Regions from separate parts of the Mus musculus genome. Here region 1 is linked to region 2. Evidence: chromatin loops called from intact Hi-C (ENCODE). Cell type or tissue: gastrocnemius. All regions are shown on one strand.

Region 1 (8,000 bases), 160 kb after region 2:
GCTGGGCCGCCTGCTTGGACAGGTCAAGGCCCTGGCGGTACTGGGCCTGAGAAGGAAAAGAACGTTCAACTCCTACCTGAGGATCCACCCAGCAGTCAGGAGTCTCCATGGACCACGAGCCTCAGTTTCCCTATCTACAAAGCTGAGCCCACAGCCAAAGGTTAACACAGGAGTTGTCACACACCCAACACACACATCCCAGCCTTTGCCCTGGAATTTCACAGTCTTTGGGAAGTTTCTGTGACGTTCATGCCTGGGTCAGAGGCTTCGATCCCCAACAGCCCTCTCTGCTGTGTCCAGGCTAGCTCCATCCTCCAGTGTCCGGAGTTCTCTGAGAGCTGTGACAGCCCAAGGCCTCCTATGTCATCACAAATGTGACATCCCGTCTTTCTATGCTGACCCAGCAGGTTTAGGTTTGGGCCTCGGAACCTGCATTTTGAGAAACCACCAGGGATTCTGACTTCTTGGTACTAGGTCTTGGAGGACTTCCTGGAGGAGGCAGAACCTAAGATGATGGCTCTGTGGTCCAGGCTGCTTCCTGCTGTGCCTGGAAGCTCCCTTGCATTTTCCCATCCCTGCATCCAGGACCTAGCTGACCCCACCCCAATGCCCTCTCGGCAACTTGGGTCTTAGAACATACCGCAACCTGCAGGAAGAAATCCTCAAACTCTGCGTGGACTTTCTCTACTGTCTCTGCACATACATGCACAGGAGCGAGAGCCTGCAGACTCTGGCTGCCTTCTCCCGCCATCCAGTCACTGACCTGGGCAGAAGACAATGGTTAAAGTGTGATGTGGGGTAAGGAGCTGCATCAGGCTACCTGCTTACTTTATTGTGTGTAGATACATGTATGTGTGTGTGTGTATGTATGTGTGTGTGTGTGTGTATGTGTGTGTATGTGTATATGTGTATGTGTATATGTGTGTATATATGTGTGTATGTTTATGTATGTGTGTATATGTGTGTGCATGTGTGTGTGTGTTTATGTATGTGTGTATGTGTGTATATGTGTGTGCATGTGTGTGTATGTGTGCATATGTATATGTGTATGTGTGTGTATATATATGTATGTGTATGTATGTGTGTATGTATGTGTATATGTGTGTGTGTCATATGTGTGTATATGTGTGGATGTGTGTGTGGATGTGTATGTGTGTATGTGTGCGTGTGTGGGTATGCATATGTGGGTACACTTGTATATGGAGGTTAGATGTCAACCTAGGTTGCTCCCTTAGGAGCTGCCCACCATTTATTTATTTATTTATTTATTTATTCATTCATTCATTCATTCATTCATTCATTCATGCATTCATTTATTTATTTCTGATACAGGGTCCCTCACTGGGCTCTGGGGTTCACCAATTAGGCTAGGCCTGGCTGGCCGGTGAACCCCGAGGGTCTCGGCCTCTGCTGCCTCGGTACTGAGGTTACGAACACACAGCCGTACACCCAGTGTTTTATGTAGCTTCTGTGGATCAAACTCAGGTCCATGTACCTGTGGTAAAGCACTTCACTGACTGAGCCTTCTCCCTGACCCTTGACCTCTTGAGGGGCCATAGTCTTCTTGTCCTCAGCCAGTCATGGGCCCGGATGGAAATCCCAGTAATGACCTGGCTCAGCTCAACGCAGAGGGGCTATGGTTCTGAGTGCCCTGTCCCTGGGAGACCCTCTGTCTGTATGGTTGTGGAAGGAAGCCAAGATGGTGTGAGGTCAATAAGAAGGTAAAACTTGAGTCAGTCTGACCACTTACAGTCACCTGATCATAAAAGGTTGGTCTCTGGGGATGAGTTCTCTGTCTTAGGGGTATGTAACTGGGTCTGGAGAAACCCCTGCCAGTGGCAGAGAGTCTCCCAAGAACTCACTGACGCCCCTGGCTTCAGTTTATGGGTGGTAATGGATAGGCATGAACAGTCACTGAGGGACAGATGATAAAAAGGTCCTCTGACCCTGTGATGGTTATGATGTGTGTGTGAACATGACAGAGTATAGAATCAGCTAGGAGACTAGCCCCTCGCGCTTATCTTGATTTTGGTGATTGCAATGGGAGACACGCCCACTGTGGGTGGCGCCATTCCTGGCTGGGCTCCTGGGTGTATATTCCCAATTATGGATGTGATATGACCAGCCGTTTCAAGGTCCTTGTCTTCCCCACCATGAAGCACCCTTGAACTGTGAGCCAGAATAAACTCCCCCTGGTTGCTTTTGCCAGAGTATTTCCTCATAGTGACAGGAAAAGAAAATGAGGTATTCTTGCTCTGGGGGCACTGACAAGCTCCTACAAACTTACAAAATTCAAGGCTAGAAATGAGAGTGCAGAGGCTTGAGCAGTCAGGTGACCTGGGGCTGCCCAGCCAGGAGGACCTGGCCCAAGGCAGAGAGAGCTGTGTGGATTTTAGGTAACCCCCAAGTGAAGGGTTACCAACAGCTCCAGGCTCAGACTTCAGATGTGCAACCACAGTGGGCAGCATATGCCAGCCCTGGATTCCCCATGTGTGGTGGGGAATCCCCAAAGCTCCTTTGTCACTGATAAGAGACCATGCTGGAAGACAAGGATATTCACAAGTACACTAGTCTGGGGCACACACACAGCCAGTGCTCAATAAATGCAGCCCCTGTGACTGTATCTTAATCACTGTTTGAATGCATGTTTTCTGCCTTGCCCCAAACACCAAGGCCTGCCAGCTTGATATGTTAACTGCAGAACATAGTGAGCCCTGTAAAAATGCCATGTCCCCTGTAGCCTCCCCTTCACCTGGTGGATGGCAGTCTCCAGGTGGCCCAGGCGGACGCGGAGCTCCAGCCTTCGGAGGAGTTGATTGGACGCAGTGACCAAGTCATGAAGCTGACCATCCACAAGGTTGTACAGGGCAGCAGCCTCGGTCAGATGGCTCCTGGGACGGGGCAAGAGGGTGAAAAAGATGTTCTTCTCTGTGCTCTCATCAGGCAAGTGCCTGCCCTCCTAATCTGTGGCCACAGCTGGGCTGCCAGCCACTGACTTACTGTGTGACCTAGAGCAGGTCCCTAGCCTTCTCTGGGCCTCAGTGGCAAACCTGAGGGTGCCACAGGAACTGAAATGATTCTTCTCCTTTTTGGTGGAGTATTAAGCCAGCTGGGTAGATCCGAGTCTGAACCCCAACTCTGCTAACTGCTAGCGTGGGTCCTTGTGCAACATCACCACTTCGGGGGTCTCTGGCTCCACAGGTGGATTTCTGAGTTCGAGGCCAGCCTGGTCTACAGAGTGAGTTCCAGGACAGTCAGAGCTATACAGAGAAACCCTGTCTCGAACCCCCCCCCCAAAAAAAAGTGGGGATAGTAACAGAACTCACTTCCTGGAGTGGCTGTGAGCAGCGAGTGATCTGAGCAGGGGCTTCCAGAAGCTCAGAGCTCACATTCCACTCCAGGCCGGCATCAGGCCCTGACCGTGAAACTTTCTAGTACTGCTTCCGGGGTTCTGGCCAGCCAGGGGACCTTGGACCTTCCCTATGTCATGAGAAACATTCAGTGGAGTGTCAGGCCCAGGAGGCTGGGTGGCATTCACCCATTTGCAACATGCTATCTTCCTGACCTCCATTCTGCAGGGAACAGGTGCAGAGAGGGTAGCAACTGTAACCAGTGATGGTCTTTTGTCTCGGATAGAGACTCAGGGTCAAAGGCTGGTTTCAAATTCCTATGTAGCCAAGAATGGCATTGAACCTGGGGTCCACCTGCCCTGCTAGGCATTTTTAAATTGGCCAAAGCCAGAGGATCTAAAGCCAGGGGACTTCTCCCATGGAGGTGCTTGGTGAAGGGAGAAACCTGGAGTCTCCCATCCCTTCCTGGGAGCCGGTTTTCAAACAAAGATGATGGAAGGAAAGGTGCCTTTTCAAGGGACCCCAGTCACGGATCCGACATTCATCAGAAAAAAAGTCCAAAACTCCTGAAGGAATGGGGAGCCACAAGGGCTGCAGGGATGAGCACAGAACAGCAAAGTGCTGCGGTGAGCATGGGCCCACAGCGCCCCCTGGTGGAACTCCAGGTCAAAGGTCTGGAGGGACCTCAGGTAGTCAAGATGGGCTGGGTGAAGCAGGTGAGGCAGTGACATGGTGGATAACAACAAGGCATTGTGAGGGGCAGGAGATGGAAAAGGGAGAGATCCGTGTGTGGAGGGGGGAGACAAGAGCGGAAGTCCTTCAATGCCTGTCTCTGGCTAAAGATGAAGGAGGGGCTGGTGAGGTTATCCCCAAGGTTCAGAGGGTAAGAAGGTGGCTTCCCTAGCCTCACCCTACGCATTCTCTTCACAGGGCGGCCCCACTCCTGAACTGTAACTGGGAATGAAGGAGGGGAGACCGGGTGTCTATACCTGACATCGGGGTTAGCATTTAGCCCGCTGGCCTCTTGCTGCAAGCTGGCCAGAGTAGTTCCACCTTCCCTCTGGAGAGCCAGCAGGCCCGGGTCCCTCAGCACCGTCTCCATCAGCTCCTTGGACTTGCTCAGGCACCTGGTAGCCTCCTGCCAACAGAGGGAGGTGTCCTGAGGCGCAATCTCCTCTCACCACCTTCCAGGGATCCCCACAGGGAGAGAGCCTGACTTTCCCAGCTGAGTCCAAGCATCTCCATCTGTCCTTCAATCTCTAACACATCTGAAGCTACGGCCCTCCTATCACCATGGTAACCTCACTGGTCCTAGCTCCCTCTTCTCTCTGGAACACCCATCCCAGACTCTTGGTTGAGCTCTCTGATGCTCTCTGGTTTTCCCTGTAGCCAAAACGTTTGTTTTAAACAAACAAACAAACAAACAAACAAAACAAACAAAAAAACAAAGGGTATACCCCATGATCCCCTTCTTCAAACTCCCCTGGGCTCCGCAGCCCAGCTCCTGGGCCCATCTCTCAGAGATGTGGTTCTTAGCCTCCCCCTAACTCTGCTCCACAGACATGCAGCTACTCTGCCTCAGGGTTGTTGCACATGCTTGCTCTCTGCCTGGAGGCCACTCACCCGCCTCGCTCTTCTCACTCAATCTTACGTTTACAGCATCTGGCACAGCTGGTACTGTCTTCCTTCCCTCCCCCACCCCATTCTTTCCTTTTTCAGCATAGGGTCTCATGTATACTAGGCAATTATTCTCACCACTGATCTATATCCCCAATCCCTCATAACTACGTTTTAAACGGCCACTCTGCCACTGCACCCTGACCCTCACCAGGGCACAGACAGGCAAGCCAGTTCCTCAGGCTGGGTCCCCAGAGCAGGGTGCATGGTGGATGCCCAAGAACTATTGGCTAAAAACTAATGAGTGAAAAGCAGAGTGCCCCTCGCCAAGTGTCCCTTTCCCCTCATGCGCTCTTGGTACTTAAAAGCCTGAGGTATGCTGGTAGCTTCCTCACCCTGCATTCCAGGTTTACCTGCACCCCACCAGGGGGTTCACCCTTCTCAAACTCTTGGATGGAAGCCTGCAGCAGGGAGGAGGCCTGGCGAAGGTCAGTGAGGAATGGGTCCAGTTTCTGCAGGGACAGGAACCAGAGCGGAGCTCAGCCTGAGGGAACCGAGAGGAGAGGCCTTTCCCTAGGGGACTCCGGAAGGGACCAGGCTTACACTACATCAGAACCATCAGGAGAGCTGGTGAAAGTGCCTCTCCACCATGCCCCAGTCTTCCTCTCACCTCTACCCTACCCCTCGCCCCATAGATGTGCCAATGCTCTGGGGCAGTCTGAGAACATCTACCAAGTCTCCAAGCCACAGTGCCACTACTGCAAGTCACTGTGGTCTGCAGTGGGGGAACAGGAGCCAGAGGAGAAAGAGGGAAGGCCTGAGCTGTTCACAGACCCTGGGGGTCCTTGCAGAAGGGGTAGGATGGAGGTGTGAGGGTGGGCTAGAGAAACACCTTGGCCCAGTTGAGCCATTGGCTAGCTGTGAGATCGCATGCAACCTCTCTGGGCTTCCCTGTACTTCTGGGAGGTGAGAAATACAGTACATATTTTACAGCAGGATGAAGGGTTGATGGACTAATTTGTGACAGAATTGAGTACAGAGCCCAGAGCTTGCCAGAATCATGATCACCATCAGTTTTACACTCTGGATCACCCAGTGAGATTCCCCTTAAAGGGACAGCCTGAAAGTTGAAGTTCAAAGGTCATGGGGTTAATGGGAGGCCTCTGGAGAGGGAACCTGGAGCCCGGGAGCAGGACATGCCACTGAAAAAACGAGTAGACGCTGCTCCCCTCTCCCTGTTCAGGCGGGTGATTCCAGGACACCGAGGCCAGGATGCCCAAAACCCTGTGCTAAGTGTCCTGTAGAACCTTGCACATTTCCTGGGGACTACAAATTGGCTGGCAATGACTCAGGTACCTGATGCCAGTAGAAGCCTGCAGAGGGTCCCAGGCATCAATGCCTCCCTCCCCTACCTCCATATTTTGTTTCTTTCTTTCTTTAGTTTTTATTGGGAGAGGGGTATGCACACCATTCTTCCTCTCTCTGTCTCTGTCTTTCTCTCTCTCTCTCGTGTGTGTGTGTGTGTGTGTGTGTATGTGTGGTGTGTGTGTGTTTGCATGCATGTGTGTGCGTATGTGTGTGTGTGAGAGAGAGTGTGGTGTGTGTGTGTGTGCATGCATGTGTGTGCGTATGTGTGTGTGTGAGAGAGAGTATGGTGTGTGTGGTATATGTGTGTGTGTGTGTGCATGCATGTGTGTGTATGTGTGTGTGTGTGAGAGAGATTGTGGTGTGTGTGTATGTGGTGTATGTAGTGTGTGTATGTGGTGTATGTGGTGTGTATGTGGTGTGTGTGTATGTGGTGTATGTGGTGTGTGTGTATGTGGTGTATGTGGGGCGTGTGTGTGTGTGCGTGTGTGATTCAGGTGATGTGTCATGGAGCTGGTTCTCTCCTTCCGCCTTTGCATGGGTACCACGGATGGAACTCGGGTCACCAGGCTTACATGACAAGGGCTTTTACCCGCTGGGCCAGCTCACTGGTTGCTTTCTCTGAGTTTGTTTAGTTTCTTGCAACAGGGTCTCATGTAGCCAAGGATGACATTAAACTCTGTCTCAGGTGCAGGGATGGACAGCTAAATACTCTCATCCTGATTATCCACAGTTACACTGCACTCAGCAGGACATGAGGATACAGGCCTGTTACCCCAATACTTGGGACTCAGGAGGGAGGAGGCTCTTGAGTTTAAGGCAAATTGGACCACAAAGTCAAGAATATATGGCCACATGGTCTGAGTTATGTATCTAGACCCTGCCTCAGACAAACAGGGCTGGGCCTGGAAGCTCAGAGCACACCACTCCCCCCGCTCACTTGGGGCCTCTTGTTCACATCCCAGGGCCACTGACAAGAAAAAGCAAACCAAACAATTCAAACAAGATCGCCTACAAGAAGAACAGATCATCAGCCACCTGTCAGACTGCCTGAGGAGACAGGGGTTCTCCGAGGACGGGTGACTTTGCCCCCAACCCTGGCTGGAAGCAGTTATAACTTGGGAGAGGCAGGAGGCTGTTGGCCATACCACAGTGCAGAAGGGAACCGCAGACCCTGGCTGAGAGGTCCAGTGGGTGGAGGGGCCCTGCGTGGGCCTTCAAGATAGAGTATTCCATGGCTGCTGCCTCGCTCTGGTGGCCTCCGGAGTTAAACTGGGCACCAAACCTGTGGGTGCAGGGCAAGGAGCCAGGAGCAGTTTCCTTCCCTGCCCTGTAGGCGGCAGTGCATACTAACCCACAGCGTCTGCGCTCATCAATCCGCTTTCAGCTGACAACAGCTGAAACCTTCCACGTGTGCCAGATACCCTTCCAAGCTCGTCACTCACATTAATTCAGCACTCATAAAAAAATCCCATGGAAAGGCGACCTCATTACCCTCCCCATTCCTCACTTTGCTAACGAGGAAGGCACGGCCCAGAGAAGGTGGGGAAACTCACAGAGCAGAGCTGGACTGGATCCTAGCAAGCTGGCCTCAAGAGCCTAATGCCTTACTGGGGCTACACCGAACCTTCATTGTAAATGTTTGTTGAATGACTATCTGTCCTTGAA
Region 2 (8,000 bases):
TGCTGTCCGACCTCCCAGGACTAGCACAGGTGGCAGTCCTATGCCTCAACCCTTTATTTGTACTCTTCACAGTCTTTCCCAGGTCTAAAATTGCATATCCTTCACAGTAAACTGGAAGGCTTTCTAAGAAAGTGCTTTTGAGGCTTCTGGCCACTGTTGTTTTACCTAAAGCTGCTAAAACATGCTCCTGAAAAGCAAGCTTTTTCCTGCTTTAGGTTCTACTAGTGACAGCATTGTGGCCTTTGGGAATTTCACTCTACAGTTTTGAAAAAATATCTAGCATTTTTGCCTATACCCTATACTGCATTCAGTAGTGCTTGGGGAAAGCAAGGAATCTCTTGCCTTAAAGGAAGCTTGAAACTTATGTTGGAATGTCCGATCAGGCATTGCTACATATGTGGTGCTGTGCTAGTTGCTTTGCAAAGCGCAGAGGAGTAAAAAACACCTGTGCTCCCCAGGGAGCCATCACAGATATGGCAGTGTTGGAAGTGGCTCCTTTGGGGTTTGGATCTTGTTTGCAGGCTAGTGGTGACATGTGCTGGTGTCATTTGTCTAAAGAGTGTTTTTCTTTCCCTTCATCTTTTAAAGTCAGATACTCAACAGACTCCTTGGGTATTCTGGTCTTGGCAGCTCATTCTTGTCTTCTCAGGACCTGAGTGATCAAGATCGTTTATACGATTCTTTCAAATACCCATGACTTTCCAAAAGGAAGTCATTTTCAAATCTGAATCGTTCTTTTATGTTGATAAATGATATGTATACATGAACTAGAGTTACAGTCAGTTGTGAGCTGCAGTTCAGTTGATAGGAACAGAGTCTGGGTCCTCTGCAAGGGCAGCCAGTGCTTTTTCCACTTGACATCTCACTCACTGCCCTCCCGGTCTCAGTGGGACAGCCAGTTCTCTTAACCACTAAGCTCCCTCTTCAGTTCCACAACACTGAAAATTTTATTTTGCTCTTATGTTCATACTCTGGTGAACTCTTTCACATGCACTGCTCTGCTATCGTGGCTAAGTGTGTGCAGGTTGTACCACATGCCACATTAAGTAGCTACTGCGCACACAGTTCTGTGAGGTTCATATGTAGGCCATATGCTAGTGGGCTTTTCACTTAACTATATACCAGTCTTTGCTTTTCAAAACTATAAAAATTTATTGTGTGAATGGAAACTATGCAAAAAGAACTTAATCCAAGTAGAAAATTTCATTTCTGTGCGTTTTTGTTTTGTCAGCTAAGATGCTGCCTACAAATGTATAGTGAACAGAAAAAGAGTAAAACTAATAGTTGCTTTGCTATGCACAGTGGTACATTCCTGAAGTTCTAGGACTCAGGAGACAGAGGCAGGAGGATTGCTAGTTTGAGACCAGCCTGAGCCAGCTTGAGCTGCAGAGCAAAGGCTCTCTCTCAGTAAACCAGTATCTAGGATGCTGAGTAATAGGGTCAGCCTGGAAGGGCAAGGCCCTAAATTCCATTGTCAGCACTAGAGAAAAACCGAAAATAAACATTGAAATAAAGTAACTTTCACTGTAACAAAATATATGGAGAGTAGTTTGAACTGTCTTGCCTTCGGTGTTTTAAAATACTAAGAGTTAATTTTTATTTTTAATATTTAATAATTTGAAGGCTGGGGCTTTCACAAAGGGCTCCACATGTGTCAGCCAAGGGTTCTGCCAGTGAGCTAACACAGTGAGCTAACATCCCCTTTTGACTATTTACTTTTTACTTAATTGTCTCGAACTTCTGTCCAGCTAAGATTTCAAGTTTTTGTCACTAGATATACTCTGAAAGTTGCTGTGGTGTCAAGTGTTTTTGTGGGGTCACTTCTTCCACCATCATCCTCTCTTCCCTTTTGCTGCTGAGTCGGCATCACCAGGCCCCTCTTCCTTCTGCCTCTCAAGCACTTGCTCCCCAGCTCCTCTCAGTGGTGACCTTCAGATTCAGTTCCTCCATGGCTTCCATCGCAGCTTCTTTGTTGTGCTTTTATCGTTATGGCCAGTTCTCTACTTATTATTGTTATGAAATGTCAGATGGTTTCTGTCACTGAGAAATGGGATGGCACAGCTGAGGAACTGATGTGCCTGTCACTGACAGACATGGCAGACAAGTAGGGATTGGTTCTTGATTTGTGTTTTGGGAACTGAAATATTAGAAAACTCACGTAATCCCAGGACTCAGAGTTATAGCCTAGGCGGTGAGAGCTGCAGTGTGCTGCTGAGGACTGTGGCTTCACTGACCTGAGAGAGTCCTCTGCACTAGCATTGTGTGAAACAAGGATAGCCTCCATTGTAAATGTGGCTGCCTACTTTCTCCTTCTCTCCAACAAGCAAAACCATAAGGAAAAAAAAAGCAATTCATGCTATTGCCTGGCCTTCCTGTCACAACTTAGCTAATTAATGTGTAAGATGGAAAGTGGGAGCTGCATCCTTAGTTCCAGAAGAGACTTAAGTGCACATGTGCACACCCTCCCTGGGGAGTTACTCTGTACGTGTAGCAAGTTCCAAGGCAGGTGCCTGGTATCCCCTTTTTGACAGATAACTGTACTTGCATACAGTGGAAGAAGTACTGGTGAGGCTGTCATGCCAGAGAGTTGTTTAACCTCCCTGGGTCTTTTTCCTCTTGTAATGTAATGCTCTGTCAAAATTGTTGGAAAGATGAAGGTAAAGAAACCATTGCAATGCCCTGCACATACTTGGTGTCCAATATTTCTGTTAAATGCAGATTTATCATTTAGATTTATTTCCCTCAATTGTTTTTCTTGTTTTGTGTTGCCCAATGTGATGCAATAGAAATGATTTTAGAATTAACACATCTATCATAATCATATAAAAGCACAGGGGACAGATAATAAAGAATGCAACTTGCCAGGCTCAAAAGTAGTTAATTCTAGAATGGAATTGTAAATAATTTCTTCCAGTGGTACAATCACATTTCTCAGTAATAGTTTTAAATTTTATAGTAAAATTTAGTTTATTCTGGTTTTAAAGAAAGAGTTTAAAGGTTACTTGTACTTGAAGTCTTTGACAGTATAGTTGATGAATCTCTCCCTTCTATTTATTTTCTATAATGATCCTTGGAAACCATAAAACTGTTTCCTGTGCAGTGTATTCTCTGTCGCCTCGTACATGTTGCTTTACTTCATTGTATTGCCTCATGCGTCTTACCATCCTAATGTTTACTTCTTTTGAAGGGAAGAAGGTTCTAATTATGATAATTGGGGCATACCACTTCCAGTAGCATTTCCTTGGACTCAAAGTTTGGGAACTTTTTGTCTCTTCAGTAACATAAGGAGCTATACCAATTTAAAATAACTGGCAAGACAGTTAGCATGAAGCCATTTCTGAAAATGAACACTCCCTTTCCCCTCGGTGTTTGCCTGTGGTCATTGTGCAGAGCACTGGATGCTTATGTAAGTAGGACATGCAGCTCACACTTGTCTCTTTATTTTCCCTAGCAGCAGAAGAGAAGAAGTCTCTAAAACGAACTTTTCAGCAGATACAAGAGGAGGAAGATGATGACTACCCTGGAAGCTACTCTCCCCAAGACCCTTCTGCAGGCCCTCTCTTGGTATGTGATGCCAGGCACAAAGTGACTCCAGGTGGCCTTTAGCTGAAGATCATGACCACAAGGTGGTGCTGTTACCAGTGGTGTGGCTTATCAAAGGGCAGCAGATGCAGTAGCGCACTCAGAGATTCCCAGACACCTGACTTCACCCTGCCTTTTACACCTCCACTTTACAATGGGTTAATGTTTATAAAATGTTCGGACTTGACTTTGTCTTTTAAAAGTTAAAAATACTCTAAAAGTAGATTTAAGGATATAATAAAGATGTTCTGAGGCATTTTGCTATGCATGTTGCTAAGAACAGTCTTTTTTTTAAAGATTTATTTACTTATTTTATGTATATGAGTATACCATTGCTTTCTTTAGACACACCAGAAGAGGGCATTATTTCCCACTACAGATGGCCATGAGCCACCATGTGGTTGCTGGGAATTGAACTCAGGACCTCTGGAAGAGCAGTCTATGCAGTTAACCGCTGAGCCATCTCTCCAGCCCACTAATAGCATTCTTGTTTATAAGCAGATAACTTACTATTATCTGAGGACAGTCTTGTAGCCACTGATAGTAAATTTACTGCACTCTCTTTATTATTACTTTATTGCAATAGGGAGTTTGCCTTTAAGGATACAGTTGCCTCATATAGTCCCTTATGAGACAAGCTTGATTTGGTTCATCTGTTTATTGTAAAAAAAAAAAAAAAAAGAGCCACAAAACAAACAAACAGATTAAGTAGCATTTATGTAACTTGCCAAGTATCTTAATTTGAATTAAGATCTGTCATAATTCAGAGTCATTGTGCTTTTTTTTATTTGTTTTATTTGTAATGTTTTGAGATAGAGTCTCACTGTGTAATGCCAGCTGACTTTAAACTTGAGATTTTCCTGCTGTGGCCAGATTACAGCTGTACACTTGTACTGGGGAGTCTGAGGCTGGAGGATTATGAGTTTAAGATCAGCCTGGCTATACAGTGAGACTTCCTGCCTCAGCTTCCCATAGCTGGGATGACAGGTGTATGCCGTCACACTTGTCTGTCTGAGACTGCCTTGTGTTAATCTTAACTGTATTCTACATGGTCATTTGTGGTCAGGACATAGGATAGGTAAATAGGTCATATGAGTGGTCATATGTGGTCATATGAGTGGTCATTTGTGGTCAGGACATAGGATAGGTAAATAGGTCATATGAGTATATGCGTGTGCACTGTACACTCAACGATGGATGAGACAGGATTAAGTAATAGAAATGTTAGGTCAGATCTTTGCATCTAAAACCTTTAAAGAGGAAGACCGTGGCCGATCAACTTTCAGGGCAATCTGACTATTGCCGACAGAGCCAGCTGTCCTTAGGTCATTGTGCTCTGCCACCTGTCAGCACCCTATGCTTTCTCGTGGTTTTTTTTGTTTGTTTGTTTTGGTTTTTTGTTTTTTTTTTTTTTTGAGACAGGGTTTCTCTTTGTAGCCCTGGCTGTCCTGGAACTCACTCTGTAGAACAGGCTGGCCTCAAACTCAGAAATCCGCCTGCCTCTGCCTCCCAAGTGCTGGTTTGTAAAACCCTTTTGATAGACACAGGATATGCTTTTCTTGTCTTTAACTCTTAATGAGTTAATTTATTTGACATTTTAATATTGGCAGGGATTTTTATTTTGTAAAACAAACTCTAGAAAGAATTTAATCAGCCAGCACAGCTGTTCAGCATCTGGCATTTGTGCCTTTTTTTCTATATTATAGACTTTTATACTGTAAATAGTGTTTCATTTGAAATTAAGCAGTATGGACTAGAATCTGTATTCTTAAGTTGCCAAAAATGTGCTCTTTAATTTTTTTTTTTAAACAGAATTCTGTAGAGGTTTATTTATGTGTTTGTAGACTTAAAATAATTTTATGTCATTTAGAATCCATATCATTTCCATTCACAAAGTTCTGGAGCTAACACAGTTGCTTATGTAGCTTTTGGCTTGTTTCTAATGCTCAGAATGGTGATTTTTGTCATTTGCCTCTAGCTGTCTTTCTTTAACCCCTTTATGTCTTAGTGGATAATAGTATTTGCCTTTGCCTTTTGTAGACTGAGGAGTTAATCAAAGCTTTGCAGGATCTGGAAAATGCTGCGTCAGGGGATGCTACTGTCCGACAGAAGATCGCTTCCCTGCCTCAGGAAGTGCAAGACGTGTCGCTGCTAGAGAAAATTACAGGTGAGAAGGTAGCTTAGCTGAAAGATAAGAAAGAAGGCGCTATCTAGAGTCATGCTTATGTCTGTAGGTAGAAAATTTCTGTGTGATGTTGGGTACTCTGCTGCCTTGGTGTGTGAAGCCATTTATAGGCTAAACAAGAAAGCTCTCAGAGGGGCTGGGCAGGTAGCTCCACATTGAGTAGTTCCTGCTCCATTTCCACACCTGCACCGGGCAGCTAACACAGGGCATCTGATGTATTCTTTTGGTCTCCATGGACACTCACTCACTCACACATACGGCATATTTATATACATACTCATACATTATATATATATACTCACACATATACGGCATATTTATATACATACTCATACATTATATATACACTCACACATATACGGCATATTTATATACATACTCATACATTATACATATACTCACACATATACGGCATATTTATATACATACTCGTACATTATATATACACTCACACATATATGGCATATTTATATACATACTCATACATTATATATACACTCACACATATACGGCATATTTATATGCATACTCATACATTATATATATACTCACACATATACGGCATATTTATATACATACTCATACATTATACATATACTCACACATATACGGCATATTTATATACATACTCATACATTATATATATACTCACACATATACGGCATATTTATATACATACTCATACATTATATATATACTCACACATATACGGCATATTTATATACATACTCATACATTATATATATACTCACACATATACGGCATATTTATATGCATACTCATACATTATATATATACTCACACATATACGGCATATTTATATACATACTCATACATTATACATATATACTCACACATATACGGCATATTTATATACATACTCATACATTATATATATACTCACACATATACGGCATATTTATATACATACTCATACATTATATATATACTCACACATATACGGCATATTTATATACATACTCATACATTATATATACACTCACACATATACGGCATATTTATATACATACTCATACATGTAAATAAAATAATACAAATAAATCTGGATCTTGAGGCCAGAGAGACGGCTAAGTGGTTAAGAACCCTTGCTGCCCTTTCAGAGGACCTGGTTCCCAGCACCAGACACAGTTGATGTACTTACATATATCCAGACAGACACTCATACAAATAACAAACAAAAATTTTAACTAAATAGATAAAAATAAACCACAACAAAAAGAAACTTTTGAAACACACTGAGTAGTGATTTGACTAGTTAGGGCAGAAATGCTGGGCTGCCATCACTCTCTGAATAAGATCATTTGGCACTCAGTGCAAATTGTGTATATGTGGAGCAGTGGAGGCCAGGAAGGGCTAGACTGTGAGCTGCTAACAGAAATATTTGGTACACGGCTGTGTTGTTTAATGTATTGCACACTGACAAGGTGATTCGGTGTCGAGAGTTGTTATTGAGTTCATCACAGTCACTCCCAGTTAAACAGGAGTTGGAGGAGAGAGTGAAGTATGAACTAATCTTTTAGAGAGCGTGCTCTGAACTCTACATACGCCTCGTGAGTCTCTGAGAATTGTGTTCTCATGTGTAGGAAGGGATTGAGACTCTGTAAAGTTAGCTATCTTGGCCAAGATCACACGGTCTTCTCACTGCAAAAGCCCAATCCTTTCATCCCATTCTCTCCAAAGGTCATTTCCCCCTCCATCTCTCTTCTTTTTAAATTGGATATCTTATTTATTTACATTTCAAATATTATCCCCTTTCTCAGTTTCTCCTCTGTAACTTCCCCACCCCCACCCCATCCCATTCCCTCTTACTCTGCTTCTATGAGGGTGCTCTCCCACTTACCCACTCCTGCCTCACCACCCTAGCATTCCTCTATACTGGGGCATCAAGCCTTCACAGGACCAAGGGCCTCTCCTCCCATTGATGCCATATAAGGCCCCTTTAGCTCCTTCAGTCCTTCCCTTAACTCCTCCATTGGGGTCCATGTGCTCAGTCCGATGGTTGTCTGCGAGCATCCGCATCTGTATTGGTCAGGCTCTGGCAGAGCCTCTCAGGAGACAGCTTTATCAGACTCCTGTCAGCAAGCACTTCTTAGCATCAGCAATAGTGTGTGGAATTGGTGTCTGCATGTGGGATGGATTCCCAGCTGGGGCAGTCTTTGGATGGCCTTTCTTTCAGTCTCTGCTCCACTCATTGTCCCTGTATTTCCTTTAG

Evidence for each region. Hi-C counts contacts between places; a loop is a spot of excess contacts. Peaks named below come from ENCODE experiments on the same cell type or tissue, not always from the same donor. Only the 100,000 strongest peaks of a DNase experiment are listed, where the experiment ranks them.
Region 1: it touches region 2 in a loop (7-fold over the local background); 19 of 42 quality-filtered maps call a loop at or near these places.

Annotation. Positions count from the first base shown.
Region 1 is chr2:158,200,321-158,208,320 of GRCm38, forward strand. It overlaps D630003M21Rik (RIKEN cDNA D630003M21 gene), which reads right to left. Exons shown (of 14, transcript NM_177657.5): 9 at 5,381-5,479; 10 at 4,340-4,488; 11 at 2,753-2,891; 12 at 641-763; 13 at 1-46. Among named protein-coding and RNA genes, the nearest start is that of 1700060C20Rik, 12 kb to the left of the region's middle. In gastrocnemius, a CTCF peak has its summit at 7,671; DNase peaks (open chromatin) are centred at 3,996 and 7,652; H3K4me3 peaks cover 215 bases.
Region 2 is chr2:158,044,465-158,052,464 of GRCm38, forward strand. It overlaps Rprd1b (regulation of nuclear pre-mRNA domain containing 1B), which reads left to right. Exons shown (of 7, transcript NM_001291134.1): 4 at 3,452-3,564; 5 at 5,623-5,749. Among named protein-coding and RNA genes, the nearest start is that of Rprd1b, 20 kb to the left of the region's middle. In gastrocnemius, a CTCF peak has its summit at 3,626 (motif pointing right); a DNase peak (open chromatin) is centred at 3,624; H3K27ac peaks cover 944 bases.